Regions from separate parts of the Homo sapiens genome. Here region 2 is linked to region 1. A link is a loop called in an ENCODE intact Hi-C map of the cell type or tissue named here. Cell type or tissue: ascending aorta. All regions are shown on one strand.

Region 1 (8,000 bases):
GTGCCACTGCACTCCATGAGACCCTGTCTCAAAAAAAAAAAAAAAAAAAGAAAGAAGAGAAAGCAGTCCAACAGCTTTCTGCTTTCTAGATCAGGATATATAAATAAGTACTCTCATATCTCTATCTCTGTTCACTCCAAATATGCATTCATTCAGCTTCAACCTGAAGGGATATTCATCTTTGAACACTGTGTACAGTAGTCTCCCCTTATCTGTGGGGAAACAGTCCAAAATCCCTAGTGAATTCTTGAATCCGTGGATAGTACCAAACTCTATATATGCGATGTCTTTTTCTATACATACATAAACTATGATAAAATTTAATTTACGAATTAGGCCTGTTAAGATATTAACAAAAATAACTAATAATAAAATAGAACAATTAATATACTGTAATAAAAGTTATGTGAATGTGGTCTGTTTCTCCCTCTCAAAATACATTATTGTACTGTAATCACCTGTTTCCAGACTCTGGTTGACCATGAGTAGTTGAAACTATAAAAAACAAAACCCTGGATATAAGGGGAGAACTACTAATGTATTACAATCACCTTGTTCTTCAATAGATAGATTTATTCTAGAGACTAGAACTCTATGCATTATGACCTCCTACAGAGCCAGGAGAAGGCCTAGTTTATTTTCTTTGCACAGGAACTTGAACAATACAGAGTTAAGTACTGAAAATGTTTCCCTGAATTGATTTTGGAGGTCAGATATTGACTTGTCTTTTCTGCTCTGTGCATATCTTGCTTTCTGCTCCATTTGTGACATGGAAGTTCAAGTAGACACATCTGAAGACCAGTTAAATCTAAGTTAAATATCCTCTCACCTAGGCCAAAGACAGTTGGACAGAACAATAGAGCTGCTCATTCAGGGACTGATCTTTCAGTTCTTTTTTGAATAAGTAATGTGTTTTCAGAGCTTCCCAATCTGTGAAAGATCATAAAGAATCACACAGTTCATTTACATGTCAGTCAATCAATGATAATGTATTAGGCACTTCCTATGTGCCTAGCATTGTAAAAGTTGCCTATTATATTTCAGTGTCAATACATAACAATATGTTTTGGCCCTTATATGGAATAAAATATATTCTTTTTCTAAAAGAGAGTCAAAATGATATTGTACTTAGTGAAATTTTAATACATATCAGGTCATCATGAATTATTGAACAGGTTTCCTTTAATCTAGCATGAGCAAGAACAGGTTCAATATCACACATCATTCCTTTTTATAAAAATATGTGATCTTATTTTCAAGGATGTTCTGGGAGATATCAGAGTCTCAAAAAGCAGATGACATACTGTAGCCGAAATGCCACCAACCTGAAAACAGAAGAGAACTTTGCAAGGCCAGAATTCAGTTGTTTGTTCAATTTTTCAAGCAAAGAAACCATTTAGTTCTGAAAAGCAACCAGGGAGAAATTTCTTGAAAAGTAGTCTGAAAAGAGACTGCAATTTCCCCAAGTTCTCGGTCAGCATAGGGAGGCTGTTAACAAGATCATCAGACTCCTAAACCTCTAGTAATCAACGTTTTCTAATAAAACCCAGGATTTGTAAGCCTCATATTAACAAATTGCATCTGACTTAAGCTGGATGGGCCTGACTTTAAATGATTTCATTACTTGATCTTTCTGTTCTTCCATTGACTCACTACCAAAGACTTAAAGACAAAACAAAAGGCCAGGTGTGGTGGCTTATGCCTGAAATCCCAGCACTTTTGGAGGCTGAGGTGGGTAGATTGCATGAACTCAAGAGTTGGAGACCATCCTGGGCAACACGGTGAGATCCTGTGTCTACAAATAATACAAAAATCAGCCAGGCCTGGTGGCATTTGCCTGTAGTCCCAGCTATTGGGGAGACTGAGGTGGGAGGATAGCTTCATCCTGGGAGGTCAAGACTGCAGTGAGCCATGATTGCGCCACTGCACTCCAGCCGAGGTGACAGAGCGAGACCTCATCTCTTAAAAAAAATAAAAGAAAGAGAAAAGACAAAAGATTATCAAAACTTGTGTTTTTCTTTTGTTGACCTATGGTGTAGTTTTAAGCAAATTGAAGAGGAGGGAGAAACTTATAAAACAGACACTACATCTTATTAAAGAAATATTTTAAGAAACATTATATTTAAGTGGCTTCAGCTAATTAATTACTTGTTTTGCTGATTTGGATGGAGAAATTAGCAAAAATAAATCTTGAAAATGGAGTTTTAGTAGGCTTCCATTTATAAAAATTCAATTTTACCCCACTTGAAATAATCTATTTGTTGCATCAGGTTACATTATTGCTGGCTGATATGATTACTAGTGGGCATATACTGTACATGTTATTGCATCTCTGCACCTGGTTTGTTGGTAAATACATGTTGCTGATAACAGCAGCTAAATCTCAGAACACAGACAAGTCTGAGCATATCTGTTACTGAAACTGAGTAAACAATTCAAAATTCATGTTCTTTTAAAATATATCACCTTAAAAACATAAAGGTCACTGCATATCCAGGATGAATAAGTTTAAGAAGAGTGTCAGGATGGTGGCATATTTAGATGTATCACTGTGATGTTTCACTGTGGTATTTTATGATGTGGCATATTAGCCAATGTGTTCATGGTCAAATGATTCAGAGCAGATTTTAAACCAAATTTTAATATTGACTTTTAGCATATGCATAATAAAGTGAGTAAAGCACACTATTCTTAAGTGTCAGCTCAAGGAACTTTTACACTCATATCCAAATAACTACCACTTAGATTGAGATGTAACATTTCCAACAGCCAGAAATTTCCTTCATGCCCCTCCTCAGTCAAAACCCAGTGACTTCAAGGAAACTAAGACTCTAGATTTTGTTATAATCAATTAGTTTTGCCTGTTTTTGAACTTCATATAAATGGAATTATAGAGTATGTACTCTTTTTAACCTGGCTTCATTTACTTAACATAAAGTCTGAAAGTTTGAGCCATATGATTGCAGGTAGTATCCATTTGTTCTTTTTTTCCTCTGATGTAGTATAGATGCTCCTTGACTTATGATGGGGTATGTCCTGATAAACCTGTTGTAAGTTGACAATATAGTTAGTCAAAATGCATTTAATATACGTAACCTACTGAACATCATAGCTTAGGCTCACTTCCTTAGACGTGTTCAGAGAACTTACATTAGCCTATACTTGGGCTCAAAAATCTAACACTACTTGATAATAAAGTGTTGACTATCTCATGTAATTTATTGGACACTGTACTGAAAGTGAAAAGCAGAATGGTTGTATGGGTACTTAAAGTATGGTTTCCATACCACCTTAAAGTTCAAAAATCATAAGTCAGCCAAACCATTGTTAAGTCAGGAACCATCTGTATTCCATTGTATGAATTTTCACAGTTTATGTATCCATTCTCCTACTGACGAGTATTTCAGTTGTTTCTAGTTGGGAGAGTGATATGATTTGGCTCTGTGTCCCCACCCAAATCTCATCTCAAATTGTAGTTCCCAAGTGTCACAGGAGGGACCTGTAATCCCCATGTGTTGAGGGAGGGAGGTGATTGGATCATGGGGGCAGTTTCGCCCATGCTGTTCTCATACTAGTGAATGAGTTCTCATAAGATCTGATGGTTTTATAAGTGTTTGGAAGTTCTTCCTTCATCCCCCTCTCTTGCCTGCCACCATGTAAGATGTGCCTGCTTCTCCCACTGAAAGGAGTTAGTTAGCTTGCCTTAGGTAGATAACAAGGAAAGGGTCCTGGAGAGCCCCCGGCCCATGGGTCAGTTCCTCATCCCCACATAACATAAAAAGCAGCCTGGGAAAAAATTCAAGCTGCAGGCACCGATAAGGGAACTAGCACAGGGTGTTGTGCCTGGAGACATGCCCACAGCTGCACAGATAGAAAAAACCTCCGGCCCATTTGGCTGAAAACTTGCACAAACCTCCAGCTCACTCAGACAAGGGAACAAGGCCTGGCATAGAAATGCCTTTGTCCTGTGTATAGTCAGTGGGCTCCCAGGAAAAGTTTCTTCTCCTTTTGTGGGCATGGGCATGGTGGACTCTGGGGGGTTCCAGTGGGCACTCTACTTTCCTTTATTAGGACTATAAGTCCAGCTCCTGTGACTCATCACTTCAGCCTCTGATTGGTCCCGGGCCAGGCTTTCACTTCAGCTTCTAACAGGTCCTGGGCCAAGCTGAGCAGCCTCTATGAATCATCATTTCAGCTCCTGGTTGGTACCAGGCCAAGCTGAGTCATACATTCACTAAGACAGCTCACTGATTAAGCTCATTCCTTCCCCTTCCCAGACCATAAAAACCCTGGACCCCAGACTCATAGTGGGTCTTCCTATTTGGGACCCCCTCTTCTGGAAGAGAGCTTTCTTCTTTCAGCTGTAAACTTTTGTTCCAACCTCACCTTTGTGTCTGTGCTCCTCTGGGCATTATCTAAGACAACGAAAGACTGTTACACTTCTGCCATAATTGTAAGTTTCCTGAGGCTCTCCAGATGTGCAGAACTGTGAGTCAATTAAACCTCTTTTCTTTATAGATTACCTAGTCTTAGGGAAGTCCTTTATAGCAGTGTGAGAATGGACTAATACAGAGATACAGTTAGTAAAGCTGCTATGAACATTCTTGTACAGATCATTTGGTGAAATCAGAGAAGATTTTAGCTTTCAGTAATGCTTACTTAGACATGATGTTTATAATTATTCCTCTTTCATAAATAAGCCCAGGGGAATTGTGAGCTATGTGGCATCCTTCAGTACAAGGTTCTTCCAGCCCTACAGCTGTACTTAGACTATCAAGAGTATCGTTTGTCCAATTCCAGAAAGAATAATTCACGTTGTATTCTGGGATCCAGTGGGCACAGTGACACCAATGGATGGTGGACTCCTGGCCATCATTTGATCAGTACCTCCAAGTGATGGAGAGAAACAGACACTGATGACATCACTTGAGCTTCATGCCATGACTGAAGCTATGCTTAAAGCCAAATATACTCCTGGACTTTGCAGTTTTCTAAACCAATAGATTTAAATGATTATTATCGATATAACCGTTATTATGTACACCATCATTCTGGGATAAAGGAACAGGTAGCAACTCCCAGATCCATGATTTATTGTAACTTTGAGCTCGCTTAGCCTATGCTATGCACAATTGTAATTTATGAGCATGGGATGATAATAATCTATTTGGATCTGAAATTTACTTTGTGTATTGTGCACTGCTATGCAGTTGTTAATTTTTTAGCATCACACTTTTATTTTTTATCTTCCTTTTCTTAAAAATTGACATTTCAAATAGAAACCTTAAGCAACATTGATAACTATTTTCAACATATCTTCTACCAGATATTTTCTTTATTAACGTAGTTAGTTTATGTATTTAGATAATCAATATTTTAAAAATCTCTCAAGGCTTGTTATAAACTACAAATAAAGTAGGGAAGGGACTCACTTACTAGTCAACTGCAAAAAGGTGCCAAGCCTTCTGTATAACTTATTGCTCTTACTGTTCTTACTTGTCTGCTTGGCTTTGCAAACAAGTGAGAGGTCTTCTATTAATTATGCTCTTAATGTTGTTACAATAATATTTTGAGAACTGTACAGATGTTCTCTGGGAAATGGTTAAAAAACCAGTGTCCTTATAGAGGTACAAGGTAATTCTAACCCAGTATGGTAAATGATAATGAGTCATTTTTCATAATTAAACCAGGAATAAAAAGATTAAGCCCAATGACTTCAGATGACAGCAATTTTAAATTATTTCATAGCAATTTGTAGTTTGTTTTCATTTAAAAATAAATCTAGTGATTTCTGGCTGGGCGCGGTGGCTCACGCCTTTGGGAGGCCAGCACTTTGGGAGGCCGAGGTGGGCAGATCACCTGAGGTTGGGAGTTCGAGACCAGCCTGACCAACATGGAGAAACCCCATCTCTACTAAAAATACAAAATTAGCTGGGCGTGATAGTGCATGCCTGTAATCCCAGCTACCTGGGAGGCTGAGGCAGGAGAATCACTTGAAACTGGGAGGCAGAGGTTGTGGTGAGTCGAGATCATGCCATCGCACTCCAGCCTGGGCAACAAGAGTGAGACTCTGTCTCAAAAATAAATAAATAAATAAATAAATAAATAAATAAATAAAAAAAATAAAATAAAAATAATAAATAAATTTAGTGATCTTTGTATTTTGCCAGTAAAGATTATTTAATTGTAAGTGATGTGAATATATTTCACATAGCTAATGCATAATAATAGTAATCTCAATAATCAAGGTTGAGCAGAAAGAGCATGGAGAAATATTCTGGTTTCTCCTCCCTCTAGCTTCCCACCTTCTGCAGTGCCTCTAACTAGCTAAGCCACAAGCTAGATGATGTGGGAGCCTATTGTAGTCAATCTCCCATCCATGTAAAGCAGAGGCTAATAACAACAAGGAATGCATTGGAAAGCAAGGCTCAGGAATGGCATGTTAGCCAGAATGAAAACATTATCAGCCTTAGACTAAATGCCTTAAATCAAAGCTGAAGCAAATGAAAAGTAGTTCAGAGGCTGAAATAGATATTCTCTTCTTTCTTAAGTAGTACTCATTCTGGGGTTATTTGTTCAAGTCTGTGACACAGTAAGGCTCTTTCCACTTTCCACAAGATTTGTAACCTAGAAAATCACCTAAGCATTGGTGATCCGGACTTCTTACTCTCACAGGAGTTGGGGAAAGTAAGTACTGAAATAGTTTGGAAGCACTTATAGTAAAAGCAGAATATATAACTGAGGCACTATAACTTTTTCTAGTACCTGGTTTATTGAAGAACACTGCTATTTATCTGGAAATAAATGCTAAAGCTTAAACTTGTTTCTTAGAAACTGCAGGTATTTTGATCTATGAAACTGTAACATGCCATATGGAAATAAAGCTTATTAAAGCTTAATTCTGTAAGGAAAACAACTGGCCATTCTTTGCTTATCTAATAACTGGGAACTAATAGCCAAATAAGATCTACTAGACCTTTGTATACCTATAAAGCAGTAGTCAGGCCCTTCAATTTGGGCATTATGAATAAGATAAAAGGATTTGTGAAGATGGCTTAAATTCATGCTGTATATTAAAATTATATATTTTAAAAATATATTTACGTATAATTAGTTGGTCTTGATGTCAGTTTCCAGTTTCTGTTCTATAAGAAACTATTACAATCTCCAAATCGTGAGAACTACTTCTATTGGAGTTTCTTTAAAGTATCCCCCATTGTTCAGCTTGATGATGGAATGTTCATTTCTTACAACAAGGCCTTTATTACTACTATTAATTTAATAACTCTGGTTTCACTGAATATTCTTTAAATATAATAGTTTACGTTTTTTTTTTTCAACTTTTATTTTAGATTCAGGGGGTACATGTGCAGGTTTGTTAACTGGGTATATTGTGTGATGCTGAGATACAAATGATCCCATCACCCAGGTACTGAGCATAATACCCAACAGTTTTTCAGCCCTTGCTTGCTCCTTTCCTTCCTTCCCTCTCTAGTAGTCCTCAGTGTCTATTGATGCCATCTTTATGTCTGTGAGTATCTAATGTTTAGCTCCCATTTATAAGTGAGAACATATGGTGTTTGGTTTTCTATTCTTTCATTAATTCACTTAAGATAATGGCCTCCAGCTGCATCCATGTTGCTGCAAAGGACATGCTTTCATTATTTTATGGCTGTGTAGTATTTTATGGTATATACATGCCACATTTTTTTTAACCCAATCCACCATTGATGGGCACCTATGTTGGTTTCATGTCTTTGCTATTCTGTATAGTGGTGCAATGAACATACAGTTGCATATGTCTTTTTGGTAGAATGATTTGTTTTCTTTTGGATATATACCGAGGATGGGGTTTACTGGGTCAAATGGTAGTTCTCTTTTTTTTTTTTTTTTTTTTTGAGGCGGAGTCTCGCTCTGTCGCCCAGGCTGGAGTGCAGTGGCGGGATCTCGGCTCACTGCAAGCTCCGCCTCCCGGGTTCACGCCATTCTCCTGCCTCAGC
Region 2 (8,000 bases), 130 kb before region 1:
TATGTCAATCCACATGCCTCTTTTCCAGACTTCCCTGTACCAGACATCCAGGGGTTTTTTCCTTCTATGTGTTGATTAACCAGTAAAGTCCTTTGCCATTGCTCATGAAACTATATATATATATATGTGTATGGGCCACTTTTCATTCCACACAAAGCAGATGGCTGGGTACACCTGCTGAAGCTCTGCCCATTGTGAGAAATTTTCTTTTTTGCTTTTTTTTTTTTCAAAGTCACCTCTGAGTGAGATGTAGCAGCTGTCAATTTTCAACTTGTGCTCACCTACTGAGTCAGTCTTTTCATGAATGAAGAATTTTTAGTATTTCTAATTCATCTAATGTATCGCTTTCTTGTGCATCTCAGGCCATCTGAGTGGCATGTTAGACCATCTCCCAGTGTTCTTGCAGGATGTTAAATCCTGCTTCACAGGATAGTACTCCCATATTGATAAACTCTCTCTTACCAACTGTATGTTCCAAGACTCCTTGTTCTAGCCCCTTTAGATCCAGTTCTACATATGCTCTCCATGCTCCTGCTATTGAATGTGTCATATAACCCGTATTCTAGGCAACCTAGTTCAAGAGTGCCTTGGTCCTGAAGGAGATCTGAGCTGCATGTCACAGGCTCTCTTTTATATGAGGGTCATCTTTCATTGATCATTATTTTTCTGCATAAAGGAGCACATTTATATTATAATAACCATAGTTTCCCTTTACTGAGAACCTACTATGTACTACATTATGTGTCTATTAATTAATGATTTACTAACTTTACTAATTTTTACACATACTCTTCCAGGTAAGTATGCTATAATTTTACAAATGTGGTAACTAAAGTTTAGTGAAGTAGTCATTTACTCATGGTCACAGACATAGCTAGTGTTTAAACTGAGGTCAAAATAACTTCAAAACCTATACTTGTGCCCTGCATTGCTTGAGATAAAGTTTCACTGTTTTAAAACAAATTAATTGTGGGTCTAGTCTTCAATTAACAGGGCAGTAAGGAAAACAATATTAGTTTTTATTTGGGGCTCCTCCATATGGTTCTATAAGACTTGAGTTGGGGCAAGTTGTGATGAGTAAGTGATCTGATCCATAGCCCAGCATGTCTTGATCATTACCACAGTTTAGTCTGCTGCACAATACTTTGCACATACTTGTCTTCTGTTATTTTTCTGGTAGAGTTGTACTGGGCCATCTCAGATATCTCTGACTGGTCCTACTCATTGGTCCACAGAGGCCCCTGATGCTGCCCTCAAGGCCTAGGTTCTTAGAGGCCAACATCAGATACTCCTCTCCATCGTCCATCTGGGGTGCTGTGTGCGGCTGAAACATGGGTCTCCTTCACTTGCTGAAAATTCAACCCTATACAGCTCTAAGTCTGTGGGATGCTCACCCTCTCATTTCTTCCAGGCCACATTCTCATCTTTCATCTTTTTGCCCCCTTCCCCCACCTTTCTTAATTAAATTTAGCCACGTTCCTTTATGAAAATATTTGGAAAACAGAGGTTGTTAATTCTAATTTCTCTCATACTTCCACCCTAGGACTCAAAATCTTGGGTTTTTTTCTTGAGAAAGGAAAGAAAAATATAATAGCTTTCAGTTGCATCAAAGAGAAAAACAAAACATAGACTAATATCCTGCTACAGTTTTAACATCTTGAAATTTGGTGATAATCATATTAGCTAACATCTACTGAGTGCATAAAATGTACCAGGAAGTGTTCGAAGGTTCTTTCTTTTAAAATTTATTTATCCTTACAGCAGCTCATGAGGTAGATACTCCCATTACCCACATTTTATAGATAAAGAGTTTGAGGCATAAAAGGTTAAATATTGTGTTAAATCACATAGGTACCTAGTGGTAGAGTCAAGAGTTGAACCCCAGGCAGTTGATTCAAGCATTTGTGCTCATAAACATTTTTGTATATTTTCTGTCATACCACCTACTAAAATCAAAGGCAGTTTGCTGATTTAGCAAGAAATGTTTTTGGTCATACATACAAAACATTTTAGCTATGGATCAGAAATTGGGAATTAAGTCCAATTCTCACTTGAGCTTACACTGGACACTTGGAAAAGTGTTCTAATTTCTTCACTCTGCTAGAGAAATGTATTTTAATTTCAAGTTTAACCTTCCATTGGTACCTTTGAAAGAGAAAACCTTTGCCTAACTTTAATGTTTCCTACATTAACATTTAGATAGAAATGTTTACATAGAAAAAAAGAGGATTGAAAGTGGAATTTATTTATTATCTACCTATCACCTATTATATCCATCTATCATCTATGTTTATCTGTCTATTCATCTATTCATCCATCATCTATAATTACTCCATTGACATTGTTTGTGCTATTGGCAGCTTAGTTCTTTCTCCATTACTGAAGTTACCATGAGCTGAGTAAAAGTCCATGATAAAAATCACAGACTTTTTATTCTCAAAATTCTTTTCAGAATTGACTAAAGCCACCACATTAAAAAGAAAACTGTCAGGATCAGGAGTGCTGGTACTGCCCTTTTACTCTGCTTACAGTTATGCAACAGTTCCTCTGATAATTTCTGCTTCCAGGAGGGAACAGTGGATTATAAAAGAGGAAAAGTACTAAAAGGTTTATTGAGAACACGTGTTTCTATTTAGAATTCATTTAAGTTGCCTGGCACAGTGCAGGAACTCACAAACATTAGTTAACTTCTGTGCTTCCCTAAGAATGTGGAGGAGGAAAAATGAATAGAAGGTAAAAGCAGGACTGTAGTTCAATAATTTAAAACTGTTCCAGAAATGCTTTCTTAACATTAAAAATGAAGAACTTAAAGGAACCCCACATGATAGAAACTTTGGAGAAGTATCAATAACGGCAAAACATTTTTGGGCTTCAGAGAACTGGGGCTTTGTTCTATTGGGTCTTGTCATTTGTCTTCTTCCTTGATGCTCTATTTCTTCACCTACAAGGTGGTTTTCTGTCACCTTGCTAGAGGCTGTGTAGAGATAAGATCATGTTTGTAAAGCAATCTGCAGTGCCTGTTTGGGTTTTCTCGCATAATTTATTGCTTCCACAGGTGATTGAAGTCTGCAGCTGGTAACAGGGATTCTGCAAGGTTACTGGGATGTCATTCACTCATCTGGGAGGTCTTTGTGCCCCCCAACTTACTCTGGCTGTTTATGTCACCTTATTGTTGGGAGCATGTCTTATTCTATCCATTAGCATAAAGGTGTTCAGAGTTAATGATGAGTAAACAATATATATTTTATGTGTTTTACAGGTAATTACCTTTCCTTTGCATCTTAGGTGGAACAATTTGACTGTGTTCACAACTATTATTTGAACACATTTTAAAAATTGCTTTGGTCATTATTTCAGGCACTTGTAAAGTTGCCCCCTAAGATTTCTGCTAAAAGTCCTATGCATTTAGATTCATGGCTATGCTTCTGGGCATTCTCGTGTTTGAGAAAAACATAAATATCTGCCAAAGTGCAATGGGTAGTTTTGGAAAAGAGATGATCACTCTATTCCTATCAATCTTATGGAAGTCCATTGTTTAATTCTTGGATCAGAGCCATTCACATACAGAAGACACAGATAATCCCTTAGGCATGAAAGGTTACTTCCTAAGTTGCTCATTCAGTAGATTCCATTTGCATGAAAAGACAGGTCCTCAGTTTTCTCTGTATTGTTTGTATTGCTTTATTAGGAAAGCAGCATAGAAGTTTAGGTGAGAACAAGTGATTTTAACTTTTCATAGAACTGAGTCAAATCATGACTTTGCTACCCTTGAATTGTATGATGACAGTCAAACCCCTTATGTTCTTTCAGTTTCAGCTTCCTCACCCATGCCATTCTTCTTTTTTTTTTTTTTTTTTTGAGATGGAGTCTCGCTCTGTTGCCCAGGCTGGAGTGCAGTGGCGCGATCTCGGCTCACTGAAAGCTCCACTTCCTGGGTTCAAGTCATTCTCCTGCCTCAACCTCCCGAGTAGCTGGGACTACAGGTGCCTGCCACCACGCCTGGCTAATTTTTTTTGTATTTTTAGTAGAGACAGGGTTTCACTGTGTTAGCCAGGATGGTCTCTATCTCCTGACCCCATGATCTGCCCGCCTCAACCTCCCAAAGTGCTGGGACTACAGGCGTGAGCCACCGCACCCGGCCCACCTATGCCATTCTTAACTCAGTGTTGTCTTGCAAGTTAAATGACCCAGCACTTAGACATAAATGTTCACATACTAAATTTTTAATAAGTCTTGATTATTAAAATAATTTTTAATTACTAGCTTACTTACATTTAGTAGGCAAGAGATCTAGGATTTTATTTTGGCTTTATCCAAATTCAAAGCCTATAGAAGAACACAATATTGCCCCAGAATAATATAGGTTTGCACAAATACACACGAACTCAAATTTATATAGACACACACAAATGTATATACACACATGCTCATCCACATAGAAACACACATGTGCACACATGCATGGATAAAAGAATACAAACTATTACATATGACTTATTGAGAGTAATATATGCATTGAGCATAATATACAGATGTGTAAGTATGGGGTACTAGAAGTGGAATTGCCAGACCCATTGTACAGATGTGGGCACTGAGTCTTATAGAGGTTAAATAATTTGCCTGCCCAAGAAACCTCACTGAGTAAATGAGGAAGCTAAAATGTAATGCTAAGGCTTTATTCTGGCAAAGTACATGCTTTTAATTCATACGCTATACAGCTTCACAAACCAGCATTTGGATTGGTGAATTTTATCTAGTCCAGGGTTTGGTTCTCAGTTCTGTACACTGAAAAACACAAGCTGTTAGCACACCAAGAATAAGCTTACTAACTAGGTTCAGAGAGACCAATGCATAAACCAGAGGAAGCTGATCCGTGTAGGCTCAGGCTTTATTTTTTAAATTTTCCATTTGCATGATTCAGATCTTTTTCTATGGAAAATTACAAAAGCCCAACTCAAGCTGGCTTATGCAAAACAAAATAAAGCAAGATAAAAGTGGCTGACTTTCATAACGAGAAAGAGCAGTGCTATCTTTAGAGACAAATAGTCTCAGATATTTAGATTAGGTGGCACAGATTCTATCCTGTCTTCTGGCATTGTTTTCATTTGCATTAGCTTTATGCTTAGGCAACCAAATATGGCAAAATTGGCCATAACTTCAGGCTTATATTCTAGCAGTTTAGCAACTCTGTCAGGACGAGCACGTCTCATTCCAGATATTTGCAAATGGTTCCAGCAAAACTCCTATGGCTGATTCTCACTGATCTAGATTTGATCACATCCATCATGAAACCAATCAGAGTAGCTTTGCCTTATCTAGGCCTAAATCACATTCCTATTCCTGTATCTGGAAAGATGAATAATATTCACAAACATGAACTGAGGGAAATGAAAATGTTCTCTTCAGAAGAAGGCTGAATGATTGCCAGCTAGACAAAAATAACAGGTATCTAAGTAATCTGATACACAGCCTAAAATACTTAGCCTGAAGAGGGAGCATTTTTCAAGGTGAGAAGTTGTACATGGAAAGTTAAATTAAAACCAGAAGTTTTTTGGTGAGTGCCTTTGTTCAGGCAGCTACGATTAAAAAAACCGTAGACTGGGAGGCTTATAACCAACTGAAATTTATTTCTCACAGTTCCAGAGACACAGAAGTCCAAGATCAAGGCACCAGAAGATTTTGTGTGGTGAGGGCCAGCTTTCTCAGCTACAGTTGTCTTCTCACTCTAACCTCACAAGATGGAAAGGCAAGGGATCTCCTTTGAGCCTATTTTATAAGGACACTAATTGTATTCTCTCCTATGTAGAGGAGCATCAGACTTTTTGTTTTATTTGGGCCTTCAACTGATGAGATAAGGGCTCTCCTCATACACATTAGGGGATAAGGTGGTATCACATTGTGGTTTTGATTTATTTGCATTTCCCTGATTATTAGTGATGTTGAGCAGTTTTTCATATGTTTGTTGGCCATTTCTATATCTTCTTTTGAGAACTGTCTATTCATGTCCTTTGCCCACTTTTTAAGGGGATTATTTGTTTTTTTTCTTGTTGATTAGTTTGAATTCCTTGTAGACTCTGGATATTAATGCTTTGTCAGATGCATAGTTTGTGAATATTTTCTCCCACTCTGTGGGTTGTCTGTTTATTCTGCTGATTATTTCTTTTGCTGTGTGGAAGCATTTTAGTTTAATTAAGTCCTATTTATTTATTTATTTATTTATTTATTTTGCATTTGCTTTTGGGTTCTTGGTCATGAAGTCTTTTCCTAAGCCAATGTCTAGAAGAGTTTTTCTGGTGTTATCTTCTAGAATTTTTAAGGTTTCAAGTCTTAGATTTAAGTCTTTGATCCATCTTGAGTTGATCTTTGTCTAAGGTGAGAGATGAGGATTCAGTTTCATTCTTCTATATGTGTCTTGCCAATTATCCCACCACCATTTATTGAAGAGGGTGTCCTTTCCCCACTTTGTGTTTTTGTGTGGTTTGTTGAAGATCAGTTGGCTGTAAGTATTTGAGTTTATTTCTGGGTTCTCTATTCTGTTCCATTGGTCTTCATGCCTTTTTTTTATACCAGTACCATACTGCTTCGGTAGCTATAGCCTTGTAGTATAGTTTGAAGTCTATCACATAACCTAATGTGATGCCTCCAAATTTGTTCTTTTTGCTTAGTCTTGCTTTGGCTATGCAGGCTCTTTTTTCATTCAATATTAATTTTAGGATTTTTTTCTAGTTCTTTGAAAATGATAGTGATATTTTGATGGGAATTACATTGAATCTGTAGATTGCCTTTGGCATTATGGTTATTTTCACAATAATTCTACCCATTCAGGAACATGGGATGTGTTTCCATTACTTTGCGTCTTCTATGATTTCTTTCAGCAGTGTATTGTAGTTTTCCTTGTAGAGATCTCTGACCTCCTTGGTTAAGTATATTCCTGAATATTTTATTTCATTTTATTTTATTTTATTTGCAGTTGTAATAAAGATTGAGTTCTTTATTTTATTCTCAGCTTGGTTGTTGTTGGTGTAGAAGTGCTACTGATTTGTGTACACTGATTTTGTGTCTTGAAACTTTACTGAATTCATTTATCAGATCTAGGAGCTTTTTAGATGAGTCTTTAGCATTTTCTAGGTATATGATCATATCTGAGAGCAGTGACAGTGTGACTTTCTCTTTTCCAATTTGGATGCCCTTTATTTCTTTCTCTTGCCTGATTGCTCTGGCTAGGATTTCCAGTACTACATTGAATATAAGTGGCAAAAGTGAGCATCCTTGTTTTTTCCAGTTCTCACGGGGATTGCTTTCAGCTTTTCCCTGTTCCGTATGATGTTGGCTATGGGTTTGTCATAGATGGCTTTTATTACTTTGAGATATACTTCTTCTGTGCCAGTTTTGCTGAGGATTTTAATCATAAAGGGATGCTGGATTTTGTCAAATGCTTTTTCTGCTTCTGTAGAGATGATTATATAATTTTTGCTTTTAATTCTGTTTATGTAATATACCACATTAATTGACTTGTGTATTTTAAACCATCCCTGGACCCCTGGTATGAAATCCACTTGCTCATGTTGTATTATCTTTTTGATATGCTGTTGGATTTGGTTAGCTAGTATTTTGTTCAGGATTTTTGCATCTATGTTCATCAGGGATATTGGTTTGTAGTTTTGTTGTTGTTGTTGTTGTTATGTTCTTTCCTGATTTTGGTATTTGGGTGATACTGGCTTCATAGAATGATTTAGGGAGGATTCCCTCTGTTTCTATCTTTTAGAATAGTTTCAGTAGGATTGGTAGCAATTCTTCTTTAAATGTCTAATAGGATTCAGCTGTGAATCCATTTGGTCCTGGACATTTTTTTGTTGGCAATTTTTTTTATTGGTTTCAATCCCTCTACTTATTCTTTATTTGTTCAGTTTCTACTTCTTCATGATTTAATTTAATCTAGGAGGGATGTGTATTTCCAGCAAGTTATCCATCTCCTCTAGATTTTCTACTTTGTACACATA

Evidence for each region. Peaks named below come from ENCODE experiments on the same cell type or tissue, not always from the same donor. Only the 100,000 strongest peaks of a DNase experiment are listed, where the experiment ranks them.
Region 2: it touches region 1 in a loop (2.4-fold over the local background); 3 of 110 quality-filtered maps call a loop at or near these places.

The regions. Positions count from the first base shown.
Region 1 is chr3:109,681,399-109,689,398 of GRCh38, forward strand. The region is part of intron 2 of LOC124906267 (a long non-coding RNA gene); the gene reads left to right. Among named protein-coding and RNA genes, the nearest start is that of MIR4445, 83 kb to the left of the region's middle. In ascending aorta, no CTCF peak of the experiment used is centred here; a DNase peak (open chromatin) is centred at 4,123; H3K4me3 peaks cover 508 bases; H3K27ac peaks cover 2,451 bases.
Region 2 is chr3:109,548,793-109,556,792 of GRCh38, forward strand. No RefSeq gene overlaps it. Among named protein-coding and RNA genes, the nearest start is that of MIR4445, 50 kb to the right of the region's middle. In ascending aorta, no CTCF peak of the experiment used is centred here; no DNase peak of the experiment used is centred here; H3K27ac peaks cover 2,432 bases.